Linked DNA regions of Mus musculus: region 2 is linked to region 1. A link is a loop called in an ENCODE intact Hi-C map of the cell type or tissue named here. Cell type or tissue: gastrocnemius. All regions are shown on one strand. Region 1 overlaps Ncor1 (nuclear receptor co-repressor 1). Region 2 overlaps Ncor1 (nuclear receptor co-repressor 1).

Region 1 (8,000 bases):
TATTTTCTTCACATATTTCCCACCACTCCTGTTCACTTTCACAATGTAATACTTTAGTTATTTGAGAAAAATCATTATTTTTATTTTTTTGCCACACATCAGTTTTACTAAAATCAGGACTGTCCAACAAAAACATTGTTAGCCACACATGATGTTAATTTCGGTTTTTACAAATTAAATTATGACACACATTGAAAGCCATGAAACATTTGTTTTGTAATAAGGTGGCAGAATTAGTGACTGATAACTTTTGAAGGATTAGCTCTTAGGTCTGCCCTCTACCACCCTCTTAACTTCAGCGAAGATAATGTTTGTTCCAGGGGTGTCCCTTTTTAGGGTTCTCCAAACACTCCGTCAGGGTGTCCTCTCTCCAGGTGATGCCTTTCTTCTTGTTGGCATCTTTGTAAGTCAGTCTTGCAGCTTGACCTATCTTCTGCCCAAATACACCATAGAGATTCAATCTAGTATTATGCTTGCTGCCCTTCCCACAGTGTGGCACTGGGCACACATCTGAACAAAAATCTTGTCTTTCTCAACATCCCGTTTTGAATTGGCTCCTAGCTGGTCAACACCACAACTGTGATGGCTCGAAGACGGACAGGGCGCTCTCTCACTCTAGTGCTTTATAAGCAGTAACAGTCTTGGCAGTGAACCAGCTCTGTGGTCTGTTTTGCTAAGATCAGATTGTTCCACAGAAATGGGAATATTGGAATCAACTGTTGAGATCTACCCCTTACTTACTTACTAATCTCCTCTGATGATGTTAGCCCAGGGTTTATTTCGGGCTCCCATGGGCTTATTACAAATATGTTTTTAATTCTGTTTCATCTCATGCTGTAAAACCCTGCAAGCTTTGCACAAGGGCAGCTTTAACAGTCTATTGAGTCGGATTGAGTTTGATTTTATTGCTAGTATGGAATGCTACTGGACTTCTCTTTAGCAGAATCAAAAAACCCTAAAATATGCAAATAGCTTTGAATAACTTGGACTTTGAAACTTTCCATGGATTTATTTTAAAATGAGGTTCTTTTCTTAAAGTGTCTTCTCACAGGTATGAAACGGCTAGTGATGCCATTGAGGTGATAAGTCCCGCCAGCTCACCTGCACCACCCCAGGAAAAGCCACAGGCCTATCAGCCAGACATGGTTAAGGCAAATCAAGCAGAAAGTATGTCTGTTTTGCCACTTCTGTGTTTCTTATTTGCATTAACATTTGCTTCTAGTTTCCTGTCTAGGCCATGGTAAGATTAACTTGTTGCAGAGTAATCTACTCTAGAAACACTTAAAGCTGTACTAACAAAATACACTATTAAACTATTGTTACTCTTTTGTGCATAGTTTATTGAAAATAGATCTAAAGTAACTGGTACACAAGCATGAGGACCTGAATTTGGATACCAAGAATCCAGCCCTGTAGCCCCAGCACTGGAGCAAGAGGTGCAGGGAGTGTGAATGGTAGATCCCTTCCACTCACTAGCTAGCCAATCCATGAGCTTCAGGTTCACCAAGAGACCTTGTCTCAAAAATAGAAAGGCAGACAGCAATAGAGGAAAGAGACTGACAGCAAGCAGCCTTTGCCTGCATGTGCACACTCACTCTAACAAACATGTGTGCATATACACATGTAGGAAAATGGCTGAAAATTCTGCTCACTTCTACACTCAGAAGCATGAAAACTAGTAGAATAAATCAGTGGGTTTTTTTTGTTTCTAGATATAAATACATAAATTATGTGTATTGGTGCATATCTTACGTTTTTCTGAGTTATACTGAGTGTGGGCCAGTAGCATCCTTAGGATAATGTATCTACCTACCGTCTATTAGATGAGTCCACTCGACAGTATGAAGGTCCACTGCATCATTATCGGTCCCAGCAGGAATCACCATCTCCACAGCAACAGCCACCACTGCCCCCATCTTCCCAGTCAGAGGGAATGGGACAGGTGCCCAGGACCCATCGACTGATCACACTTGCTGACCACATCTGTGTAAGTCTTCTCTACTTCTGTTGTTGTTGCTATTATTATTATTATGCAGAAAGCAGTTTTTTGGTTTTTTTTTTTTTGGTTTTTTTTTTTTTGTTTGTTTTTAAAAACACAAGAAAATCCTAGCAAAGATATTTAGGTTAAGCTGGCATGGGGGCACATATCCCATCAGTCGGGACTTTGAGGCAGGACTACTGCTGAGTCTAAGGCTGTTTTGTACTCAGAATGAAACACACAGAGAATGCAGAACAAGAAGCTGAGTTCACAGGGAGCTCTCTTGGCGGGTATTTAACAGCTTTATGACTTCCTCCGCTTCTCATTTACAGCAAATTATCACACAAGATTTTGCTAGAAATCAAGTTCCCTCGCAGCCTTCTACTTCTACATTCCAAACTTCACCATCTGCTTTGTCATCCACACCTGTAAGAACTAAAACCTCAAGCCGCTACAGCCCAGAATCACAGTCTCAGACTGTCTTGCATCCCAGACCAGGTCCTAGAGTCTCTCCAGAAAATCTTGTGGATAAATCCCGGGGAAGGTATAGTTTTGTTTTGTACCAAACAAATTTTGCAGCAACAAGATAGTTTAAATATGTCTATAAGTTAGGAGATTCATTTCTCATATCAAATGTCATTTGCCCTTATTCTCTGGAAAGGGGACCCAGGGGTACTTTTCTCCTGTCCGTTCTTTTCAGGATGTCTACTGTCTGGGTACTTAGCACTGTATATGTGGATAAATATATATTCAAAAGTAGCTGGGTAGTCTTTGCACAAGTTTGAGTAGTCTTTGAAAATTCTTTCTCAGGCAGGGCAGGTACATGCGTATATTTCTAGCTACTCTGAAGGCAAGGGCGTGGGGGCTAGTCGAGGCTAAATAATGAGACCATTTCAAAAAACTCAATAGCAATAATGGGAAAACAGGCTGTGAGCGTAGTTCAGTTTTGGCACACTTGCCTCATATGGACAAGGCCCCAGGGCTTGACCATACGTAATATTTGTTAACAATGTTCTACATCCTATCAAAAAGGAATCAGCAGTTTCAGTTCAGAGTAGCACACTAAACATCAGCATCAGATTATATTTAAATAGGAAATTCATAACATGCTAAGAACAGGAACATGACTATCAATAAAACAAAGATTGTAGCAAATACTCTGAATATATACAGAGGATGGATAAATGAGACAAGTGGAAATCAATGCTTAGGTACAAAGAGATGACTGTCGCTCTAAATGAGCCAGGTACAGATGGCACTCTGGACAGAGACAGGCAGATAACTGACCCTGTTTCAAAAAACAAGTTGGCTGGTTTTAAGAGTAGAAAATCACCAGATATGGTGACTCACGCCTTTTATCCCAACATGTGGAGGCAGGCAGACAGATTTCTGTGAGTTCCAGGCCAGCCAGGGCTATGCAGACATCCCGAATCAAACAAAACACAATACAAAACCACATGCATATACTTCAGTGCAGCCGGTGGCCAGCTCTTTTCTTCTTCTTTCTTTTTTTTTTTTTTTTTTTTTTTTTTTGGTTTTTCGAGACAGGGTTTCTCTGTCCTGGAACTCACTCAGTAGACCAGGCTGGTTTCAAACTCAGAAATCCACCTGCCTCTGCCTCCCGAGTGCTGGGATTAAAGGCGTGCGCCACCATGCCTGGCTCCTCTTTTTCGTTTTATTCTCACTTCCCTATCCCATTCCCCCACCCATCTCCATGCCTTACTGGAGTGTTCTGAAGCAAATACTAGACATAACCATTTAAAAAGGCTTAATGATCTTAAAGGCATGATAAAAGCGTGCTTATTCTCTTTTTGGGGGTTGAGGTAGGGGTTGTCCTTTGTGTCTTTGTGTATAGCTCTTACTGTTCTAGAACTTGCTATGTAGACCAGGCTGGCCTCTAACTAGAAGAGACCCGCCTGTCTTTGCTTCTGGGAGCTGGGATTAAAGGTGTGTACCACCACACTCAGTGTATTTTTTTCTCTTTTAAAAAAGAAAAGTGAAGTCATCATGAACAGAAGGCTGGCTCTAATCCTTCAGAGGCTGAGGAAGGAAGACATGCAGAACCCAGGAGTTCCTTTTAGACTAGCCTGAAAAACAATAAGACACCCACACCATAAACAGATAGATACATAATTAGATACATAATACATAAACAGACAACTATTATGTTACAGATTTGGAACAATTGATGACATTTATGAAGAAGGATTCCAGTTGGCTTCTCTACTTAAACCCTACATCCATGAATCTGAAAGATGATGGTTAATTTTTTTCATTGCTCTTAGTGAAATTATTTTATTTATCATCTAAAATATTTACATAATGAGGCTAGGCAAATGGCCTACCACTAATCCATACTCAGGGAGCCCTGTAGTTTTAGAATAGAATGTGCATCATGAGCCATATGAAAATGGCTGATAATTGGGGAAAAGAGGTAGGAAGATATGTGTGCTTATTTTTACATTTAAAAAATACATATGTATGGTTGGAGTGTACGTAAACTAAAGGTTATGCCAAAAAGGACAAGACCTGAAGATAAATTAGGCCTTTTCTCATGCATGTGGGTGTTGATGGATAGGTGATTGAAGGTTCACAACTACTACTATTTTAAGAATGGTAGAATTGATTGGGGTAGGAAATACCATCATTTATAAGATTATAAGTTAAATGCAGATGTTAAGTCAGAGGTGGCCTCAGACCGAGTACAACCTAAAATGTTGCATTTTCTACCCCAGCAGGCCTGGAAAATCTCCAGAGAGGAGTCATATCCCATCAGAGCCCTATGAGCCCATCTCCCCACCCCAAGGCCCTGCTGTGCATGAGAAGCAGGACAGCATGTTGCTCTTGTCACAGAGGGGAGTGGACCCTGCTGAGCAAAGGTAAGCAGGATGCACACATGTCTTTGCCCCAACTCCTTTTAGGTGCAGACTGTGCCTGAGGCTTTGCCTAAATCACTGCCTCTCTTCTCTTTTTGGCTCTTATAAAGGATAAGACTCGGGGAAGACTAGGAGTACTTTTTCCCCTGCACACAGAGCACAGTGCCTTCCTTGTATATTTTCTTTTTACCACGTTGACCTGAATTACAGAGCAGTCCTCATTTGTCCCCAGAGTTAGCTGAGACACAATGTGCAGAACACAGTTGCTAGCGTGGCATTTGCATTCCTTCAGGGCCAGGCTTACAAAGCTTCATTTCCTGCTGTCTCTCCCTTACGTTATATTCTCTGTTGTCTTTTCTCTCAGTTCATTTTCTTCAAAAGAACAGTTTTCTTGGTATTTAATACACTAGAGACAGGATTTGATGGTGGCCAAACCTTGTACAGAGAGGAAAGTCCAGTTTTAAGCCAGGTCTGACTCTGCTGGTGAATTTCTGAGTATTTATTGTATATAATACATGTTATTACCTTCAATGAAATGAGGAAGAAAATAATTATACATTCATATGTTTTCCCAAATTGGATTTTTATGCATGGGAACCATTTTTTTCTCTCTTTGTCTTTGTTCACAGATAATGTTGTTGTGTTTCAGTGGTAAATGAGCACATATGACTTGATGGGGTTGTCAGTGGTGTGTTCTGTTACCATCTCTGTCAAAGCAGCTTGCTGAACTTTGAATATAGAAGCTACCAATGAAATACGAGATTCTTTGTATTAAGACTCAGTTCTTCTGTTGTTTGTCTTATAGTTAGGCCATTTTATGTAGATACTGCAGCTATTTTGCTAGGATCCAACCAGTGATTGGCTTTTGCTATTTTATAGACAAGTGTGTCATTAGTCACAACTAGGGTACTTAAAAGACAGTGCTGCTAGTAAGTTAGTTCCTAGCTTAAATAACCATAGTTTGAGCTGTGAAGCGCAAGAAAACAACAAAACAACAACGTTGATAAGTTTTCCAATTATTACTTTGCCATTTTATCTTATATGAATTTGTGCTGTAGATTAGTCAAGCATGGTGGGTGGCACACACCTTTAATCCCAGCACTGAGGAGACAGAGGCAGGCAGATCTGAGTTCAAGACCTTTCTTGTCTACAAAGTGAGACAGTCAAGAGTACATAATGAGACTCTTGTCTCAAAAAACCAACCAGATAGAGAGAACTGTATATCATCTTCCTTTTAATCCCAATTTTACCATTTCACTTCTCAGAGCTAAAAATCATTAGATAGATAGACAGACAGACAGGCAGGCAGGCAGGCAGTCCTGTGGATCATCTTTATGAGTTCATGGTCACATATGCTTTGTACGGTTTGTAACCAACACAGAATGGAAGGCAGTAGTTTTCTGAGTATTTTGTACCTGTTATTTAAAGGAGTGTTCCTAGGGTACATGGTTATAATAGATTGAATTCTATTCCTGACAGGAGTGATTCTCGATCACCAGGAAGTATAAGCTACTTGCCTTCATTCTTCACCAAGCTTGAAAGCACATCACCCATGGTTAAATCAAAGAAACAGGAAATTTTTCGTAAGTTGAACTCTTCTGGTGGAGGTGACTCTGATATGGGTAAGTAGGATTTTTTTTCCATGAACTCCAAATAAAACATGCATTAACAATGCTATCTCTAATGTTGCCTTTTTTATAATATTTGAGTTTGATGGGTTTTATAGAACATTTTGATTCTATGCAAATTCACAAATAGTTCCTTCTTAGGAAGCAAGAACTTGGGTATTTTCTAAAGCCATTCATCTTCATGGAGAGCTGAGACAAAATTAATTTTATATAGTATTTTGTTGATTTCTATCTTGTTTTAAAGCCTGTTTGGCCTACTTTTTTTATCTTCAAATATTTGAAAAGCATGTTCTTCCTGAGTCTTATCTCTAAGTCCTGTTTGATCAATTATTCTTCACATGTTCTTGTTAAATTATCTCACTTTATGTAGCTTATCTTTTGGGAATCTCCTGAGTCATTCAAATTAATGGTATTATCTGTCCTAAATGTATCATTCTTAAGGCTATCTTCCTATTCTTCTTAGTAACCTGAATAGCTAAGCTACATGACATTATACCTAAGAACAGATGTGACACTACCTCTTCCTTGCTGTTTTGTGGATTACTAGTAATCCATCGGACAGGCCAATTTATACTTGCTTCGTCTTAGCTGCTTTTTAACCTGCCAGAACATGATGGGATCTCAAGGGTCTCAGTGCAATTATGTAGCATATAGATGCAACTATGATAAACTTATCTGTCTTTAAAAAAATAAATAGTAATTCTTGAAAAAGATTAAATAGCTATTATTGTGCACAACACTACATGTAATTAGCTTCATTTTATAAGTGAGGAAGGAAATTGAGTCAGAGAGATTTAATAACTGATAAAGGCCACACAAGTAGTAATAGGAATGGAACTCAAACCCAACATTGCAACCTGAGTCTCTTGCTTCCACCAGTGTACCCTAGCTGTTCTATATGTGGTCTCCAACGTTGTTGGCAATGCATTCATAATGCTGGATGGCAGACTCTTGCTTTCCTTTGGGCTGATGTCCTTGCTCTGATCAGATCGCTGCTGTACTATCATTTGCATGTGTTCTGCTACCAGCCAGCTTTATTAATTTACCAATGATAGGGAATATAGAGAGCCCCGTCTCCGATCTATGATTTGCTAGTCTCCTGACCCTGTCAAAAGAAACTCTGGGCTCTGAAACTGAACTGAGGCAGATGTATAATTATACCTCTACTACTTGTGATTAGTCTTCATTGAATTTGAGTCTCTACTGAATGGTAAAGAGAAAAAGGATGAGTCCACCACCACTTGTGAACTTACCCTGTCTAGTTATTAGATATACCTTGCTTTCCTTTTCATCATTTTAGTACATCAAATATAGATCTACTATGGAAAAGTGAGCAATAATCTCCATTAGTGGAAGGGGTTTCAAGATAGGAACGCACTAGATTCTCTTGAAGTGGCAACAAATTACAGAATGTTGACCAGGACTGTCAGCCTAACACCCAGTCCATCACTAAAACACTGCCATGCCAGGCCTTTCATCTCCAGTCTTAAAGGTTCTTCTGCTTACACTCTTAAACAA
Region 2 (8,000 bases), 68 kb before region 1:
GTTGACTTGAATTAAGGAGGTGGGAGGAAAGAGAGAGAGAGAACATGAAGCGCACACAAGGCAAATGGATGTTGGAAGGAGTGGTGAGGGAATGGCATGAGGAAGAAATACTCTCCTATCCAGTCTCTCTTAAGGTGACCAATGTTAGCAGTGTCCCCTAAGGCCCTTCTCACTTTCCTTTATCCAGTATCATATTCACATAGTTCTATAACCATAACGGAAAGTTTTTCTGCTTTTTAAATCACTTATTTAACCACAATATTAGTTCTTAACTTCATGTTTTTACCAGATTTCTTTTTATGATGATGAATAAATAGCTAATTCCAGCCTTTTCTGTGCTATCAAAAAAATTGACTAGTTAACAACAGCAACAAGAACAAAAAAGGTGAAAAAGCTAATGGTAGAGAAACAGTTAAGTGTGTGTGTGTTCTCTGACAGTGTGGATGGGTACCGATACAGTACTTATAGCTGCCTTTAAGAGTGATTGGAACGGTGGTTTTCAACCTGTGGGTTGTGACCCCTCTGGGCTCTAGCTACCCCTTTCACAGCAGACGTTGACTAAGACTATTGGAAAACACAGCTATTTACATTATGATTCATAACAGAAGTAAAATTACAGTTATGAAGTAGCAATGAAAATAATTTTATGGTTGGGGGTCACCACAACATGAGGAGCTGAATTCAAAGGTCACGGCACTAGGAAGATTGAGAACTACTGGATAGATGATGAACTGTGTAAATGTTTTTCTTTTTCCTTTCTTTTTGATGAGGCATGTTATCAGGAAAATAAAAATAGCAGGTCAGACACTACTAGTTATAGTTGTCTGTGAGTTTGCTAATTGGTATAGTGCTAATGGTTAGTAAAATCTCCAGGGAAAGTATTCCTGGTGAGTTCATCTAAGGGAATGGCTCCATCTCTCCTGTTAGATCAAGAACAAATTGTCATTTGTAGCTGAGTCATACAAGCCAAATGTACTTCTGATTCAATTTAAGAAATGGAATATATTTCAAAGGGTTAGGCTTACCAAATCATGAGTTCAGTTTAATTGTTATTAATTTGCTACGGGTGTTTAATAGGAACAAAAAATCTGCCAGCGCTATGATCAGCTCATGGAAGCGTGGGAGAAAAAAGTGGACAGAATAGAAAATAATCCCCGGAGGAAAGCAAAAGAAAGCAAAACAAGGGAATACTATGAGAAGCAGTTTCCAGAAATTCGAAAACAAAGAGAACAGCAAGAAAGATTTCAGCGGTATGTAGTTTGATGTTTAGTAATTGTGATTTTTTTCCCCTTCAAATCATATTTTTTAATTTAACTTTGTATTGATTCTTTGCAAATTTCACATCATGTACCTCATTCCCACTCATATTTTTCTTCCCTTTGTATCTGTCTTCCACCCTTGCCCCCAAAAGAAAGTAGAAATCTCACTGTGCAGGCTGTAGTGTGTCATAGTGTGTCCACAGAATATCCTTTTGTCCACACTTCTTTCCCTGTGTCATGGAGATCCTGCTGCTTTGAATCTGTAGGACCGTCCCCTTCGAGTGTTCCAGCTGTTCATTGATGGGGCAGATGTTGGGGTGGGTCAATTCAAAGCCCTGGATCTGGGCCTGGGTGGCATCTGAGCTAATAAGCCTGCCATATTTCCCGTACCCACACCACCAGGGAGGGCTCTCCAGCACTGCCTCAGCTAGCTCACCGGATGATTCAGGCAAGGGGCAGAGCTGGCTCTCTATTCTCATGCCCTCTCCTGTGGCCATGCCAATAGGGCCGGCTCTATTGTGCTGCTCAGGCCAGGTGCAGGGCCTGCTCTCTGGAGTGCTGCTGCAGGTGAGGGGCTGGGTGGTTTTGTTTTTGAGACAAGATTTCTCTATGTAGCCTTGGCTGTCTTTGAATTTGATCTGTAGACGACTGGCTTCAAACTCAGAGATTGGTCTGCCTCTGCCTCCTGGGTGCTGGGATTAAAGGTGTACGCCACCACTGCCTACAAGAAATTTTAATTTTGAACTTAAGTTTTTAAAATTATACTTACTATTCATTTTGGGGGTTGTATGTGGGAGGCTCATGTGCCATAGTAATACTGATCTGATGTGAAGGTCGGAGGACAACTTGTGGGAGTAGGTTCTCTGAACCCACCAACTAGTATTAGCCCAGTCCATTGGATCTAATGGCAACCGCATGGACCATTTTGCCAGCTCTGAGGATAATTTCTTAGTGAATTTAATATTATTTTGTATATCTAATTTGCATGTCAAATCTAAGTGAATATCTTTCATTAACTGTTTTATGCATGTGAATGAATGTTTTGCCTGTGTGCCTGTGTGCACCATGGTAGCCACGGAGGCCAGAAGGCCTTAGATTCCCTTGAAACTAGAGTTATAGCCAAGTGTGAGCTGCCATGTGGATGCTGGGAATTGAACCTGAGTCCTCCGGAAGAGCACCCTGTTGTCTTTAACTTCTGAGGCATCAGAAGATGTCTGTGGCCCTAGGCCTTTACTTTTTTTTTTTTCCTTCACCTTTGAGACAGGATCTGGAGTAGGTCAGTAGCCCTGGCTGACTTGGTATTTTACTATGCGGCTTGAGACCCTCTGCCTCCACTTTCCAAGTGTTGGCATTACAAGTTCCTGTGTGTCACCATGCCTAGTTTATGCAGTGCTGGGGCTTTGTGCATGTTAGGCAGGCAAGCACTCTGCCAATTGAGCCAAATCCTCCCTCATCTTAAGCCTTTAATTCTTGGAAGTTCTAATTTTCTTCAAAATGACAGTACGAACAGGCCTGAATGTTCCTTAATAATCAAACATAATGAAATAGCATGAAATTCATTATTGAATCAAGAAATTCTGTGTGCTGAAAGATGGCTCTGTGATTAAGAGTCCTTGGTGTTCCTGCAGAGAACCCAGGTTTGGTTACCTATGAGCTGATGCCCTCTACTGGCCTTTGTTGTTTCCAGGCATGTGTGTGGTACACAGTCAGAAATGGAGGCAAGACACTCAGACATATAAAATAAAAATAAGAGTTAAAGAAAAATTCTTTGCCCGGGGGGGTGGTGAGTTTAGTAGATAAATTTTGACTCATGTATTTATTTATTTTAAAGACAGTCTTTTTATGTAACCTCAGCTGTCCTGAAACTTGCTATAGAGATCTGTCTGTCTTAAGTCTTACAGAGATCATCTGCCTCTGCCTCCTGGTGCTGGGAGTGAACCACACTTTGTATTTTGATAGGTTTTTATGTGTAGAAAATAGGTATGAATGAAACCTCATTAGTAATGCCCATACAAACTTACAAATATCTTAAACTTAATTTTCTGTTTTGGTACTTTTCCTTATATTTTAGAAATGTGCAATGTATTTTTCTAAGCTTGCTCTGCCATTATTTAGAATACAGACAAAAATTAGACATGGCATCAATCATTTCTTTTTTAATATAGGTACCCCATTACTCAGTGCACTATTCTAACTAGAATATACAACCTTTTTGTCTGTCTGTCTGTCTGTCTGTGGTGCTAATGATCAAACCCAGGTAGTGATGCATGTAGGACAAACACTTTACCAACTGAGTTGTAATGTATCCCCAGTCCAACGTGTAACTTAAATCTCTTAACATTTAAGTTGTTGCTAATTTGGTAGTGATTTATGCATACGTCTTGAAAGTATTCACTGAATTTCAGGTTTGGTTTGGTTTTATTTATTTATTTTTTTGACTTTCTATTGGTTTAGAAAAAAAGTCCTACTTAATAATACAGAGTCATCAAGGGAGACACCCAATATCTGCACACATTTACAGACATACCTGCATCATAGACATGCATATACACAAAAATGTGCCATTGTGTGTCCTATCTTACAGACATGGACATGATGTAGATATTTCACTAATGAACTTAAGGAGTTGTAGTTATATGTACAGACTTGTATATGATCAACCCAACATCAGTCAACATTCCAGATAGTACCAATTGAATTCAGTGGGTTACACAGAAAAGTAAACAACAACAACAACAACAAAAATGTAGAAATCTTGAAAGGGAGGAATGGAAGGTGGATGTGATCAAGATAAATTGTTCATGTGAACAAAGTTTCAAAGAGTGATTATAAAATATTTATTTTAAAAGTCCTACTTTAAGCTAGGCAGTGGTGTGTGTGCCTGTAATTCTATCACTTGGAAGCAGAGACAGGCAGATCTTTGATTTTTGGGGCCAGCTTGGTCTGTATAGTTCCAGTATTTATACTAATTTGTTATGTCTTCATAAAAAGTCTTTAAATATATTTGTATTTTTTCTTCATATTTAGAGTTGGTCAGAGGGGAGCTGGTCTTTCAGCCACCATTGCTAGGAGTGAGCATGAGATTTCTGAAATTATTGATGGTCTTTCTGAACAGGAGGTAAGAAAATTGATTCATTCAAGTTAATTCTCTAACTGTATAAGCATTTTAGTCCTGTAGCTCAGGGGGTAAATGTTTATCAGTATGTAAATGAGGACACTTTAGGTAATAGTGCTTGAAGTATTCTAAAGACTAAGATCAACCATTTCTTGGTTTCAAGTAGTGTAATTAAATGTTTTACAAGGATTCTTTTGTCAGCAAGGAGACCTGGGAACAGTTAAGGAAATAGCTCTGATTGGCTGGAAGGTGGTGACACATGACTTGGGAGGCAGAGGCAGGCAGATCTCTGTGAATTCAGGGACAGCTGGTTTATAGAACAAGCTCTGGGATAGCCAGGGCTACATAAGGAAACCCTATCTGGAGAAACAAAAGAAGGTGCCCATCACTGTGTCCTTGATAAGGACATACCAGAGGCCCGGGGAGGCGAGGCTAGAAGGGATGATGGGCTCAGTGTGAAAGTGAGAAGTAATGGGTGCAGAGCTGGCTGACATGCTGAGCTTCTGGCTCCATTCCAGCAAGGGGGGAAGGAGCCTCTGCTTGCTCCCCAGAGGCTGTGGTGATGACCACAGCAATATCTGTAAATCGAGAGGCAGGTAAGCTGTCCCAGGCAAAGGTACTTACATTTTAAGCAAGAAAATTTGAGTGAAAATGACCACTTTGGGATTAAAAAAACTAACCCAAAGATGAAACTGGAGACATGCCTCACCTCTCAGAAGACCTGAGTTTACGCTCACAACGGTTTGTAACCCCAGCTTCAGGAGATCTGATGATGTCCTGAGAGGTCCCCTGTACTCACATGCCATGCACATAATTTAACAAAACACCTGTTCCTGTGGTGAGGCCTTTATCCCAGAGGCAGGGCCAGGCTGCTCTCTCTGAGTTGGTCTGGACTGCAAGTTTCAGCTCAGTTTGGACTGCTTAATGAGACATTGCCCCTCCCCCCCCAAATAACAAACCAAAGTCAAACAATCAAAAACACAAACAAACCAACCAAACAACAGGGATCATAGCTGAGCATGGCACAAGCTTTCAATCCCATCACTTGGAAGGCAGAGGCATGCTGATCTCTGTGCAGAGATGAAAAAAAAAATCCATATTGGAAGTTGTCAGATACAGTCTGAGATACAGGAAACTCTCAAAATAACTCTAATCTCAGTTTTTCTGTGACAAAGTCCAAACGCTATCTACTATTTTTTCTTCTTTGATACAGAGTTTCTGAAATTTTGTTTAAAAAGTTGAAAGTTATTTTTGCTGTAGTTTTCCTCTAAGAATAATTATTTATAGTTGTGTATTTTAAAAATAAATGCTATGTATAAATACATACATAAATAATAAGTAATCTTCCAAGGGTAGAGTTGTGGAGAACTTAAATATTCAAGTAGTAGTACATTTGAAAAATAAACTAAGGTAGATTTAGTTTAACATTATTGAACGATTTAGAAATCAGGCATATAAAACCTATGCTTGCATGTTTTCAGCACACTAACAAGTAAAAAAATAATGAATGCGAGGGGCTTGAGAGTTGGCTCATCAATTAAGAGCACTGGCCACTCTTCTAGAGGATCCAGGTTTAGTTTCCAGCACCCACATGGCAGCTCACAACTGTCTGTAATTCCAGGTCCAGGAGATCTGGCACCCTCACACAGACATACATGCAGACAAAACACTAATGCACATGAAGTAAAAATTAAAAAGAAATAGTATCAGCCGGGCAGTGGTGGCCCACGCCTTTAATCCTAGCACTTGGGAGGCAGAGGCAGGCGGATTTCTGAGTTTGAGGCCAGCTTGGTCTACAGAGTGAGTTCCAGGACAGCCAGGACTACACAGAGAAACCCTGTCTCTAAAAAACAAACAAACAAAAAAACAAAACAAAAAATAGTATTGTGAACCTGTCTACTTTGATCTCTACTAATCTATGGACACCTGTTTATTTTTTCTGTGACTATTTTGATTCAAGTTGTAGTAGATTACTGTAGGTTTACTGTTTTGAAGAGTGGACCTGGTACTTAAAATTGCTGTAATAAGTACATTTTTATGTATTATCTCACTAAACTAAAATATAAGAAAGAGATTCTAGTTGTTACTATTTTATGAAACTAAGGCACAGGAAGGTACAGGGCCATAGTGCTGTGGGTAGCAGAACTAGTGGTTCTTGTTCCAGAGCCTTTCCTCTGTTCATTGAGTCAAGTTACGTTTTTATAGGCCCTCTTTTTTGGTTTTTCGAGACAGGCTTTTACAGGCCCCTCTTATAAGCTAGTAACAAGTAGTAGTTTTAAGTGAATTCTCTGTAATTCATGTAATTCAGTGTAAATATCTTAGAAATAATTATAAAAGACATGCTATGATGTATGACATTGTCATTAAGTTGCAGATTTTTTTACCTGTTAAAGTCTATATCTCCTTAAAATTTTAGTTTGAATATTATCCCAACTAAACTGCATTTATTTTTTGCAGAATAATGAGAAGCAAATGCGTCAGCTTTCTGTGATTCCACCTATGATGTTTGATGCAGAACAAAGAAGGGTCAAATTCATCAATATGAATGGGCTGATGGAGGATCCAATGAAGGTTTATAAAGACAGACAGTTTATGAATGTTTGGACTGACCATGAAAAGGAGATCTTTAAGGACAAGTAATTTTAACTGTTAAATTATTGTTTTATAGAAGTTATTAAAAGTGTTTGGCTTTTACTTGAGAGTGAACTCTTTCCACAAAGCTTTCATTCCAGTTTGGCCTTGGAGTAAATGCTGTGAGTAATAGATAAACTTATCTTCCTTTAAGCTTGGAGGTAGGATAATGGTTAACAGAAATGGGCATCTGGAATCATTTTAGGAAAGATTCCTTAACTTGGGTGCAGTACAGGTTAATTTTGGGAGGCTCGTTATAGGACAGATTTCTGTGCCTTACAATAACCATGGATTCAGGTAGGTAGTTTCCTTTAAACATTTAGCAATAAAAGAATGTGGTGGTGTGTGCATTTAATTCCAGCCCTTCAGAGACAGAGGCAGGCAGTTCTATGATTTTGAGGCCAGTCTACACAGTGAGCTCTAGGACAGTCAGGGTTACATAGTAAGACCCTGTTTCAAAAAACAAACCAAACCAAAAAAAAAACAAAATTTAAAAACTATCCTTTAAAAACTCGGCCATTTAAAAATTCTTTCTATCAGAGGCTGGAGAGATGGCTCAACAGTTAAGAGCACTGACTGCTCTTCCAGAGGTCCTGAGTTCAATTCCCAGCAACCACATGGTGGCTCCCAGCCATCTGTAATGAGATCTGATGGCCTCTTCTGGTGTTCTGAAGACAGTTTATATACATAAGTAAATAATTCTTTAAAATAAAATTCTTTTTTTTTTCCATGTGGAAGAGGTTTTATTGGAAGGGAGAGACAAATCAGTGGTAGAGAGAATAGAGGGGAAGAAGAGAGCTAAAACAAAATTCTTTATATCTTTGTTATCCAGTGGGAAGTGAGGAGTCACTTTGATTTAGGCTAGACATTATTCTCCTAGTTATTTCTTATTTTGTTAAAACATTTGTATGTGTATATATTCTTATTAATATTTCTATCTTGAATAATTTCATAAATGCATATAGTTTATTATATCCATCCCATTACTCTCTCTC

Evidence for each region. A loop is a pair of places that touch in the nucleus more often than their neighbours do. Peaks named below come from ENCODE experiments on the same cell type or tissue, not always from the same donor. Only the 100,000 strongest peaks of a DNase experiment are listed, where the experiment ranks them.
Region 2: a loop joins it to region 1, with 2.3 times the contacts of the local background. A loop is called at or near these places in 8 of 42 quality-filtered maps.

Annotation. Positions count from the first base shown.
Region 1 is chr11:62,323,963-62,331,962 of GRCm38, reverse strand. It overlaps Ncor1 (nuclear receptor co-repressor 1), which reads left to right. Exons shown (of 45, transcript NM_001252313.1): 37 at 1,039-1,167; 38 at 1,824-1,987; 39 at 2,311-2,522; 40 at 4,714-4,857; 41 at 6,334-6,476. It also overlaps a transcript of Ttc19 not described here. Among named protein-coding and RNA genes, the nearest start is that of Ttc19, 46 kb to the right of the region's middle. In gastrocnemius, no CTCF peak of the experiment used is centred here; a DNase peak (open chromatin) is centred at 642.
Region 2 is chr11:62,391,515-62,399,514 of GRCm38, reverse strand. It overlaps Ncor1 (nuclear receptor co-repressor 1), which reads left to right. Exons shown (of 45, transcript NM_001252313.1): 9 at 1,078-1,250; 10 at 4,287-4,377; 11 at 6,832-7,010. Among named protein-coding and RNA genes, the nearest start is that of Ncor1, 43 kb to the left of the region's middle. In gastrocnemius, a CTCF peak has its summit at 2,927 (motif pointing left); DNase peaks (open chromatin) are centred at 2,924 and 4,867.